Linked DNA regions of Homo sapiens: region 2 is linked to region 1. Evidence: chromatin contacts called from ENCODE Hi-C data. All regions are on one chromosome and are shown on one strand. Each heading gives the region's core, a stretch centred on a gene start or an enhancer-like site at or near the end of the contact. The rest is flanking DNA. Distances are from core to core; before and after follow the strand shown.

What was found. Hi-C counts contacts between places; a loop is a spot of excess contacts on that map. Pooled maps may share reads with other maps.
Region 2: a map of gastrocnemius medialis shows a loop between it and region 1 (2.1-fold over the local background). The contact joins two enhancer-like sites. A Hi-C loop is called at or near these places in 3 of 168 maps with a recorded cell type or tissue (aorta, ascending aorta and gastrocnemius medialis) and 3 of 50 pooled maps.

Annotation. Positions count from the first base shown.
Region 1 is chr3:73,725,432-73,731,381 of GRCh38, reverse strand. No RefSeq gene overlaps it. Among named protein-coding and RNA genes, the nearest start is that of LINC02005, 81 kb to the left of the region's middle. Within about 2 kb of position 3,666, at least 6 of the 41 ENCODE cell types and tissues checked have a DNase peak (open chromatin) inside an H3K27ac peak, as active enhancers do.
Region 2 is chr3:73,783,467-73,789,416 of GRCh38, reverse strand. No RefSeq gene overlaps it. Among named protein-coding and RNA genes, the nearest start is that of LINC02005, 23 kb to the left of the region's middle. Within about 2 kb of position 2,741, at least 3 of the 41 ENCODE cell types and tissues checked have a DNase peak (open chromatin) inside an H3K27ac peak, as active enhancers do.

The DNA of each region.
Region 1 (5,950 bases), core at 2,417-4,916:
CTTGCAGTGAGCCGAGACTACGCCACTGCACTCCAGCCTGGGCGACAGAGCAAGACTCAGTCTCAAAAACAAAAAAAAAATAATATGATCATGTCCTTTACAGGGACATGGATGGAGCTGAAAGTCATTATTCTCAGCAAACTAATGGAGGAACAGAAAACCAAACACCACACCTTCTCGCTTATAAGTGGGATCTGAACAATGAGAACACATGGACACAGGGAGGGGAAAAACACACACTGGAGCCTATTGGGGGCAGGGGGTGGGCGGGGGAGAGACAGCATCAGAATAAATAGCTAACGCATGCGGGGCTTAATATCTAAGGTGATAGGTTGACAGGTGCAGCAAACCACCATGGCACACATTTACCTATGTAACAAAACCGCACGTCTGGCAACACATGTATCCCGGAACTTAAAACAAAACAACAACAACAAAAAAAAAAACAAAAAAAAACAAGCTCAAGCTCCCTCACATGATCTGACCTGTGCCCTCCTGGCCTTCCCAATCTCCTCCCCGCTCCCCGCCATCTACCACACCCCAGTACCAGGGCCACCTTTCAGTTCCTAGAAGGAGTAAAGCTGCTGGCTGCTTCTGGGTCTTCACCTACCACTTCCTGCAACACTCTTCTCCTTTATGACTTTGCTCAAATCGTAATTATATCAATCTATTTCTAGCTAGTTTATTTTTCAGCTCCTCTAGTGGATTCTACGTTCTGTGGTGGCACTAATGAAATTGGATTTTTTCACTATCGATTTGGCAGTAATCCTAATACAGTGATTGGCACATAATAGGTGCTCAGGAACTATTAGAGAGGTAGAGGGATGGGTGAAGTTTGTGGCCATGGACCCAAAAAACCACCCCCACATAAGCCTGGGTCTTTTACTCTTTTAGCACGGTATTCTTAAAACCTTAGCTAACCACAGCAGGAATAGAAGCACTGTTGGTGTCAGATAACAAAATGCCAAAATGGGAAGTACCTGGAGATAGACTAATATTATCTGTAAACTCCCTAGAGACTGGCACCTTGGATAGCCCTTTAGTCCATGTGAGGGCTTGGCTGACCCAAGACCAGGACGGAGGCAAGCAGTCCAGCATTATCCATCTGACTTTCCAAAGGAAAGCAGAAGTCACCCCAAGGGTAGGATGAGTGACACAACACAGCCGGCACCAGGATGACCAACAGGATTAGCTGGGTCAAGGCATCAGCCAGCCAGAGCAGCCGCGACAGGCCCAGCAGATGCCGAGGAGTGATCGGCTGTCACCTCTGCTCATCTCCATCTGTTTGTTTGGCTGACCCCAGCGCTGGCCCCAGCTTTCTTTCTGGACTCATAGGCAGCTGGGACCCAGGGAAAATGAGTATCACGCGAGAGTGTTTGGCAACTGTGTGTCTGATGTGCACTCATAAGTCATGGGAATGACCAGGGCGAGGTGTCAACTAACAATTTCTGCATGCTTCCCCTCACTCCTGAGCCCACTCTCCACAAGCAGAGAAAGGGGAGATGGCGATGGCAGAAATCTTCGCACAGGTAATTCAGAGGATAAACAAACCTCAGGGAGCTGGTCAGAAGTCTGACTGGGGCTAATCCTTTGCATTACCTTGCATTCACCAGACTGAGAGAGATAATCTTGAGCCCAAGCCCTCTGGATTCTAAATGCCTGCTTAAGACTGACACTGTGTAGGTAAACGTTTTAGGTCAGAATATTAGCTCAGTCATTTCCTGGCTGTGTGGCCTCAGGCAGATTTCCTAACTTCTCTGAGCCTCAATTTTCTCTTCTGGAAAATTATGCTCAAAACATATCCTAAGGCAAAAGACAAATGAGAGAATGTTACTTGGGGTCTTAGCACAGGCCTATAACATATTAAGTTGTCAATTAATAGTTGTCAATGACAGCTATTGTTATTATTAAAATGTATATAGACAGAAGTATGCATATACACATGTGTTTTGCTCAAAGAGCCTCATACTCTTTGGGGAAAGAAAGAATCATAGCATTTCACTTAGAGCTTTTATCCTATCCTACAAAAATCTCACCAATTTGAGGGCTCAAAATACCAACTGGCAAGTACTGTTCACACAGTGTTTCTATACAGAAGTTTATTGAAAAAAAGGTGTCAGAATACTCAATGAGCAACACGTATATGGTTGCTCATTGAATACGAGATACCACATTCAAGATACCAAGATAGTATTCTGCCAAGTTATGGAACAACTTGGAATCTTAATAATTTAGTTATCGAAAGCGTACAGAAAATAAACAAGAAAGTCCCTGTGTTGCCGGGCGCGGTGGCTCACGCCTGTAATCCCAGCACTTTGGGAGGCCGAGGCAGGTGGATCACGAGGTCAGGAGATCGAGACCATCCTGGCTAACATGATGAAACCCCGTCTCTACTAAAAATTCAAAAAAAATTAGCAGGGCGTGGTGGCGGGCGCCCGTAGTCCCAGCTACTGGGGAGGCTGAGGCAGGAGAATGGCGTGAACCCGCGAGGTGGAGCTTGCAGTGAGCCGAGATTGCGCCACTGCACCCCAGTCTGGGCGACAGAGCAAGACTCTGTCTCAAAAAAAAAAAGTCCCTGTGTTAAATGATTTCAGTCTTATGGGGGAAATAAGTAATAAGGGAATTAAAAACAGAGTGATACGTGCTTTGATTGGAGTAATCATAAGGTACTGTGGGAGTACAGGGGAGGGATGCCTTAGCTACCCTTAGAGGATGTGTGTGTGTATTTGTGTGCATGCACCCATGCAGTTTTGCACCCTTTTGAGTGTAGGAAACACTACCTGACTATAGGTGACAGGTAAACTCTAAATATAAGATAAACATTGGAGGGAGAATATGAGGAATGAGATAAAAGGGTAACTGCAGGGGGAGTAAAATATAGTAATGACAGTAGGCTACAACCTATCAGCTGTGTGACCCTGAGAAAGTCAATCAACCTCTCTGAGCTCAGTTTCTTCACCTGTAAAATAGGAATGTCAGCCCCTCACAACACTGCTATGAGGATTAAATGACACAAAAATAGCTCAGTGCCTGCATATTGAAAGTGTTTGACAAATAATAGCTGCTTTTATTGTCATTGATATAAATTATCTTAGGTTTCTCACAGTCCTTAGAAAGGAATCAGAGAATCCCCCAAGATATTTTGAAGCTTTGGAACCATTCTGTGATATTTGTCTTGTTTCTACATTTCATCTGGTCTGAGAAGTTCTCTCTGATCTTCTTCGGTGGAATGCTTAAGTATCTTCAATCTCATCTGGAGTGCTAACTCTGACGTGTTGCTAATGACTGCCTCAAGTGAAAAAGGGCACTGTGATCCACTGGCAATGTCAGTTATGGGGAAGGGTGAGGAGAGCAGTGCTACAGAGTTCCTGGTATTTGCTATCCAGGAAGCACTAGTACCATTTCTGTCACCAAGATGGCCTATTGTTCTTTCTAAGGACACCTCTGGCCTTGGCAGGTGACATCTAGCTCCCTAGTCCTCCCTAACACTAGTATATGCCCTGTATTCCTTCTCAAAGCTCCCCCATTCCCAGAAAGAAAAAGGCAAAACAGCCATATGCTACCAAACACATTTCTTCTTTCCAGGATGTCTTTGATTCTCTTTCATGAATCTGAGTCATCTCTCCACACCCACCAGCAGTCCCAGCTGAAATTACTGTTTTCCACAGCACTTCAAATTTTTATATCCTCAGGGCCTGCTTTCTATCTGGATCAGAATGCCTTTGGGGGAGGGGGAAGGCACCCAGGCTTCTCTCCTACAGGGATTTCTTCTTGAAATGTATTTTCTCCTCCACATCAAAGTCCATTGAAAACACAGAAACTTCAACCCATCAGGGGTTATATACACATATAAATACATTCATCACTTCCGCTAACCCTGGTCAGTATCAAGAGTAACTCCTCTGCGAGGGCACAAGAAGTACATTTCATAAGGCAGCCGACATGATCACTGGCCCAACACCATTTTCCTCTGCATTGCAAAACCCTGCATGATGTTCACACTGCAATCAGTGTGCTCTCAGGGCCTGCAAGCCCCATTCCTAGCCATCACTCAATTGAGGCCACTTCAGGGAAATCTTACTGAGTAGCAACAAAATCTGTGCACAGCGTGATGCAAGCCACATCTTCTGCAGCAAAGGAAATTCCATTGTCGCGGGAATGTCAGCCATTCCCAGAAGAGCCAGCTTCTCTGGCTCTCTAAGCAGTCAGAAAGCTGAGCTGACAAACGGATCTGAGTAAGCTCACTGCAGCACGACAAGCTGGCAGCACTGTCTTTCCCAACTCTTGCCTCAGTCATGAAAAAGACAAGAATCATTACATCTAAAGCAAAATTCTCAAAGCCTGGATCAAAATCATGAAGAGGAGAGGGGAATAAAGGATGAGGAGGAAGCATTTGTTTAAAATGCAGATTCCCAGGCACCCACAGGACCTACTAAGACTGTCATCCCTTAGAGCAGTATCCAGGAATCTGATTTAAACCCAAACATGCAGAGGTAGGCTTGGACACATATGCTGAGATTCTCACGCACAGTGAGGTTCGAAGCTGCAAAGAAAAGTTTAACTCGTCAGCCATAGTACTGCCTTCTTCTTCACAGACCAGTAGAGAAATGTGCTACTTGATTACTTAGCAGAGGAAACTTTCATAGCACCAACTTCCCAGAGGCAGGAAACGTTTTCAGCTCTTATTTTTCCCATGACACCTCGTTTGTTGTGAAGCCTTTGTTGCCCACATGCAAACTCTGCAGCATCTTCAATATGAAGCCTAAGTTTTCTCCATCTTTTTCAAATTTGTAAACGGATAAGCCCCATAGCCACATCTGCTGATAAAAGGCAACAGGCAAGACAATTTTAATTCATATCTATAACAGTCCTTCTTTAAACTTACGAGGATATCAAACTATTTTTTCCTTCACTTACATTATCTTCCCACCTGCCTTTGTTTTACTTCTGGATCTTTTTGGTTGCAAATAACATAATCTACTGAAATGAGTTGAAGCTACAAAAGAAAGAAGATTATAAAGTAACAAGGTAGGAAATACAGTTAGGCTTCCCCAGGAGCTAAATCTGGATCTTTGCAAACACTAGGAATTATAGTAGACCCTGTTTACTGTCTGTGCAGCATTCTCCTCTTCCTCCTCCCTCACAGAGCCCCAGTTTCCCTCCAGCATCCATCCCTCCCCTGGAGGCTCAATGGTCTCTGAGGAAGCTGCACCCATCCCAGCTCCCAGTGTTGAACCTGAGGGATCCAAGCCATTGATTCCTGTTCTAGCAATTGTATTATCCAGAAATGAAGCTCAAAGCTAGTATAATCTATATATTTTATACAATCTACATAATTTCCTAACTATGATATAAAAGATTTTAAACATTTCCTATAATAAGATTATATGCATTCCAATCAGAAAATGCCCAGGCATGACTCCTTTAAAGCACATAATAAATACTAGGAAAGTGGTGTACTTGTAAAAAGAAGCATTGTGAATTTGAGGACTCTGAGTTGACATCATGTTTTCTCAGCCTCAGCACTATTGACATTTTGGGCTAGATAAGTCTTTTTATTGTTGTTGTCGGGGGCTGTCTTATGCATTGTAAGATATATAACAGCATCCCTGGACTCCATCTACTAGACACTAGTAACACACACACATACACACACACACATACACACACATACACACACACACCTCACAACCGAAAATGTCTCCAGACATTGCAAACTGCCTCTGGGGGAAAGATTACCTCTGGCTGACAGCCACTGGTATAGACTGATAGAAGATGTGTTTTTTTGGTAACCGAAATACAACAAATAGTGTGGTTGCCAATTGTATCTTGCAAATCAGTGCTTTATGTTTATATGTAAATCAGTCATATAATGCACTCAAATGGTTATAGAGATATTCCCACCTGCAGATCAAGGAAGAATGTAAAATGGTGCAGCTGCTTTGGAAAA
Region 2 (5,950 bases), core at 1,492-3,991, 59 kb before region 1:
GCATAGTCAGGCATTGATCTTTCATTGTTTCTTCAAATCTTTGATTAGAATTGCCTAAAATCCTTTCTCACCCAGTACCATACCCGCACTCATTTATTTTTCAAAACATACAAGCTACCATCTATGATTTTTATTCCACTGGAAACTTTTAAGGAAATTTTGCATTTAAAGCCAGTTTTTTAAAGATGACTCAAAGAACATCTTTATTTACTCTTCACAAGGAGCCATAGCATGCACACTATTTTCAACCTTTGTGCAGGTCCCAGAAATCTCATTTTCAGAGCCACAGTGTATAATACAGAGTCACTGATGCTGTGGTTAAAGCCGGGGTTGTCAGCCTGGAGCTCTGACCACTGAACATCACTGTCATCTGACAAAGAAGTCCCTGCAGCCTCTTTGAGGAGTCTCCTGACCCTCTGTGAGCATGTCTGAAACCATGCTGCATTGACTCTTTGTTCCTGGATTGAGTAAGAAAAGGGGAGAAAACAATCAGGAAAACATATCTTTTCTATGTAACACCAGTGCAACTTGCCATTCTGTTAATTCAGTGTAATAGGAAGAAATTAACAAGATCAAGCTTTACACAGACAAAGCAATGGTGTTAGGAGACTTGTGGAGTTGCGTGTTTCAACCGGACTTGCTAATCTCGTATAGTCACAGCCCTCTTCTGACCTGTATCTGGATATATGTGAAGCAGAGGCTGTGTTGAGATGTAGTGAGATCGTCATCTTTTATTAAATAAGAGCCTTTGGGAGCTTGGTTTCCCCATCTGCAGACAGGGCAATCCCAGTGCTTTCTTGGCCTGGGCATAGGACTCATTCCCTTGTTTCTATGACCTTACCAGAGAGACCTCCCTGTCCACCCTATTTAAATTGCACCCACCTTTCCTTCTGGCATTCTCTCTCTTTTTTATATAGTTATATATATCATATTTTTAATGTTTTTTGTATATAAACGTTTTTGAGACAGGTCTTGCTCTGCCACACAGGCTGGAGTCCAGTGGTGTGATCACAGTTCACTACAGCCACAACCTCCCTGGCTCAAGCAATCTTTCCAAGGCAGCCTCCTAAGTAGGAGGGACTATAGGTGTATCCTACCATGTCCAGCTAATTTTTTTAAATTTTTTGTAGAGATGGGGTCTTGCTGTGTTGCCCAGGCTGGTTTCGAACTCCTGGGTTCAAGCGATCCTCCTGCTTCAACCTCCCAAAGTGCTGGGATTATAGATGTGAGCCTCCCTCTGGCCTTCTCTATCCTTATCCTGCTTCATTTTTTCTCCATAGGGCTTATCATCACTTACATTGTATATACTTAGTTGTTTATCATCTCTCTCTCATCAGAATTTGACATCATAAGTACAGAAACTTTATTTTGTTTTGTTTGCTGCTATCTCCCTGGAGGCCAGGAGAGTTTCTGTCATGTAGTAGGTAGGCAATAAAGTAAGTTAGTTGTTGAGTGAACCATGAGATTGTTGTGGAAAAGATGAGAATATGTGTAAAATGTTCCACATGGTACATGGCACAAAGGCCCTTGGCACAAATTAGTTATTTTTGTTATTGTCATCACTTTTCCACAGAGACTCTTAAGAATGATGACTATGATCTCATCCAGTTCTTCATGGCTTAGTGGATCTCTTTAATCCACTCCCTAAGTTACAACAGAGATTCCCACAACAGCAAAAGGAAGTAGGTGTAGCATTCTACAACTCTGGAGTCAGCACATGGGATAAGAAAAAAATCACATATATTATGAATTGTCATTGAAGATTATTTAGGAAGACATTACATCAAAGATCAATGTGCCATTTTTCTCTAAACCTAACCCAAACAGGTTTTCTTCCTGCTTCACAATAGATTTAGTGATTATTTGGTTGAATACCCAATGGAGTATTTGACTTGTGTTCGAGACTATGCTGTACCAAAAATAGTAATAAATAATTAAAGCACTATAATACTAATAGTAATATGTTTAAACACCAGAGTGTTTTTCAAGGGGGTGAGATGCTCATACAGTAGGTGCCAAGACCAAATGTGAGGGGTGAAGAATCATGTGTCTTCTAAGTCACTCTGGCTAAGTCACTCCATAGATGTGAAGATGGGCCAGAATTATCATCACTGCTTCATTTATGTGTTTATTCTGTCTTGGTCTTGGGCTCTCTCTCTTCCCCTTTCCACTCCACCTACTCCTCCTCTTTCTGCCAGGCATTCAGTTGAAATAGTCTGAGTTAAATATGTGCATTTATAGACTCAGAAGCAGTGTCATATAAGACTGTTATGCTCAGATCATTTTCTAGTTGGAAGGAGCTTTAGAAGACATCAGACCATTTTATTTTACACAAGATCCACAAGAAAAGTAGAAATAATTTGTCTGAGTCACACAATGAGATGTCCAGTGCTAGAAGTCAGCTCCGTGGCTCCCTAATCTCAGGAATTTTCTCCACCTTTCTCAGCTGCCTTCTAATGTGTCCCATGTAACACTGTCATTCCCCTTTCACTCTTTCCCCTTTCCAAACCATTCACCAAAAGGAGTGCTATGGCCTTTAGTTCCTCTCCTCCTTTGCTCAGGACCCAAGCATCCTCCAATGAAGGCAGCATCCTCTGCTTCTCCCTGTAACTTCTTCAGGCTCTTCCCCCTTCCTCACTGCCTCAGGAATCAGTTGGATTTCTACACAGCCTCCTGAAACTGACTCACTGCTCTGTAATTGGGCCAGTGCCTGCCTTCTGCATCCTTTGGCAGCTGCTGTCATTCTTAGTGGGAGACATCATTCATGATGCCCCTGGCACATCATGACAAAACTCCAATGAGTCTACTATTTTCTTTTTGAGTCATGTTGAGCAGGGGCAACTTCCTCACACAAAGATCAGGAAACACATCCAGACAGACAGCACAAATGGATAGTGCAGAGGACTTAGAGACTCCAACCATATAAACAAATCTGCATTTCTAAAATAATAAGCATTCACATATAATGCCAGATTATTGTTGTAGATTAGATTGTGGCGAGGGATGAACTCACATTACATGTATGGCCTGAGGGGGGTTTTGATGAGGTGAGACATTTCACAGAACAATAGTTTGTTGCTAGAGAGCCAACAGAGTTCTAGAAAATGTTTGACCACTTATGAATTGGATCCTTCTTTAGTGTTTTGATTGGAGCCATTAGGCTGGTTTCTCAATGATTCAAGCACAAATCCACCACCACCACCCTCAGTCTACCTCACCCCCATCTCTCCTCTTATTCATTCCCCCTACAGATCCCCAGCACACACACACTTCTTTTTCAAAATTTTGCCAACAAATATATGCATCTAATTTCCTCCCACTCCAGATGTGGGCTTTTACATATTCTCAAGGGCTACAACCATGGAGAAAATTATAGAAACTAAAGACAGGGTACCTTGAAGGAAAAGCTAAATTGGAACAATGCTGTCCATGGACCTCCCCATGGTCATTTGATGGTCTGAGCTTTAATTACCAGTGTCCTCTGTCCTAGAGTTCTCTTTCCTTTTGATTCCTATTAGTGATCATAAGCCTCTCCACATGTTGTTCCATTAGATGCTTTCCCTGCCATTCACCATAATATTAATTCAGGTAGGGAGAGGGGAGAGAAGGAAAGGAAAAATCTGTATAAAATTTCTATCTGCTTTGGGAGGCCGAGGCGGGTGGATCATGAGGTCAGGAGATCAAGACCATCCTGGCTAACAAGGTGAAACCCCGTCTCTACTAAAATTACAAAAAATTAGCCGGGCGCGGTGGCGGGCGCCTGTAGTCCCAGCTACTCGGGAGGCTGAGGCAGGAGAATGGCGTGAACCCGGGAAGCGGAGCTTGCAGTGAGCCGAGATCGCGCCACTGCAGTCCGCAGTCCGGCCTGGGCGACAGAGCGAGACTCCGTCTCAAAAAAAAAAAAAAAAAAAAAATTTCTATCTGCACAACTCTTCCTTCAACCTTTTGGCTGCTGCCTGAGGTAACAACTCTAATAGGCTTTGAAGTTGAAAGTGGATTTGAGTATATTTTAGTAGGTGGCTTCACAGTCTGACTGATGACATTTCTTGTTTTAAAATCGTTTCGCTCCAGTGATTCCTTCTCCTGGTGTTAGGATGGGAAAGCTCCAGTGCAAGAGGATATTGTAGGATGAGTGGATAATAATCAACGGAGACACAGAAGGGTGCATAAATCCACCATGTGTATTATTTTTAGAGCGTTCATGTGATATGATTCATCTTAAAAGCATTTCTAAATGCGAGGATCTGAAACTATCACCATGATTTACTGAAGTCGTGGAGAACACATGTGACTTTCTTGTTTTGAAAATGACATTACGTGGACACCATTGCTTTCTTCTTCCCCTTTAGTTTCTTACAGACTCATTAGGCTAAACCAAAAGACCAGCATAAATTCTCTCTGGTACCCTGCTGTCCCTGTTCAAAGCCTTGGAGTATTTGGTGTACATGATCTATGTACCAAGGTGATATTCTAACAGAGACAAATTATGTTCGAACATCTGAAAGTCATCATTTCTATGCATATGCAGGCATTTTGAGAAAAATCTACCAGAGGATCAAAAACAAGATTAAACCACATCTGTTTGGGTTTAAATGACATTGTCTATGTAGTTCAAAGTTGTTTCCTTTTGTATAGAAAAAACCTGCCCAGCTGTTTTTTATCTTAAATTCTTAGCTTTTATCAAAGAAGTGTTTTCATTGGCTATCCAGTGTTATTTCTAAAAGTTAAAGTATTTAAGAAAGGAGGCTAAAAAAATGCTTTATTCATTTAAGGTCTATCTCCAGAGCCTTCCCTTGGTACTCACAAAATACTAACACAGGGGTTTTGTTCAATTCTAAATAGAAAGACTGTATCTACTGTGTGTCATCATATAATACATTAGAACTTCCATCTTTTTCTACAGGTAATTGATTACAATTGACACTGATAAGAAACATGAAACAAAAAAAATGAATCCTAACAGGCATTTATTATTATATAAGAAAGAAATATTTGACTTCCTGAATGTTATGCACTGTTAAATGGGAAAGGGAATGTTTTTGAAATCCACTATCTATCAGTAAATAGTCTTATTTAACAGAGAAGTGGGTGTAGAGCAATTTTACCCTGGGAGTGTGTTTCTTCCGGACATCTGACACATTTATATATTAAAAAATCATATGTGATTACAATGTCCTGCTATCTCATGCGGAATAAATAAACTCTACTCTGCAGCTCCACTAAATGGTTTGTTAGAATGAAACTTGAAAGCAAAAATAAAAATGAATCAAAGGAGTATGATATAACAACCAAACCATTGTAAGCAATTGCTTAGCTGCTTTCTGGTTAGATGATTCTTTGTGTAATTTTTAGCTGAGTTTAGCATAACAACATAATACAAACAGGTTCACACACACACATACACATAGACATTGACTCTGTTATTCTTACCATGTGCCAACAATCAGCAGGTAATTTAAAGAGGACATTATTACTGAAAAGACTTCATTGTAACATTTACAATCAGTTCTCTGTTAGACATAAACAGAATTCTTTTTTCTGATCAAACAAAGGCATCTTTACAGCTTTTTGTCCCTAATTTGTGACAAAGAAGTGGTTTCAGTTTTCCTCAATTTTAATTGACATTAGAACATATTTTCAAAAATTAATATAAGTAAGCCCTGGGTATGAATGCAAAATCCAAAAGACATTCATTAGGTCTTTTCCATTTCTTGTTTCCTTAATATATTCAAAATGCTCAGTTTAGCATAGGGCTTGGGCTCTAGAGTCATACTGCCTGCCTTTAAATCTACTCCTAAGTCATTTGGGGCCACTTGCCCTCAGTTTCCTCATCTACAAAATGGAGATAATATGACTAACTTCGTAAGGTTACAGTAAGAATTAAACAAGAAAAGCATGCAAAGCCTCTGACAGAGGACCTAGCACATAATAATTGTACAATAAATATGTC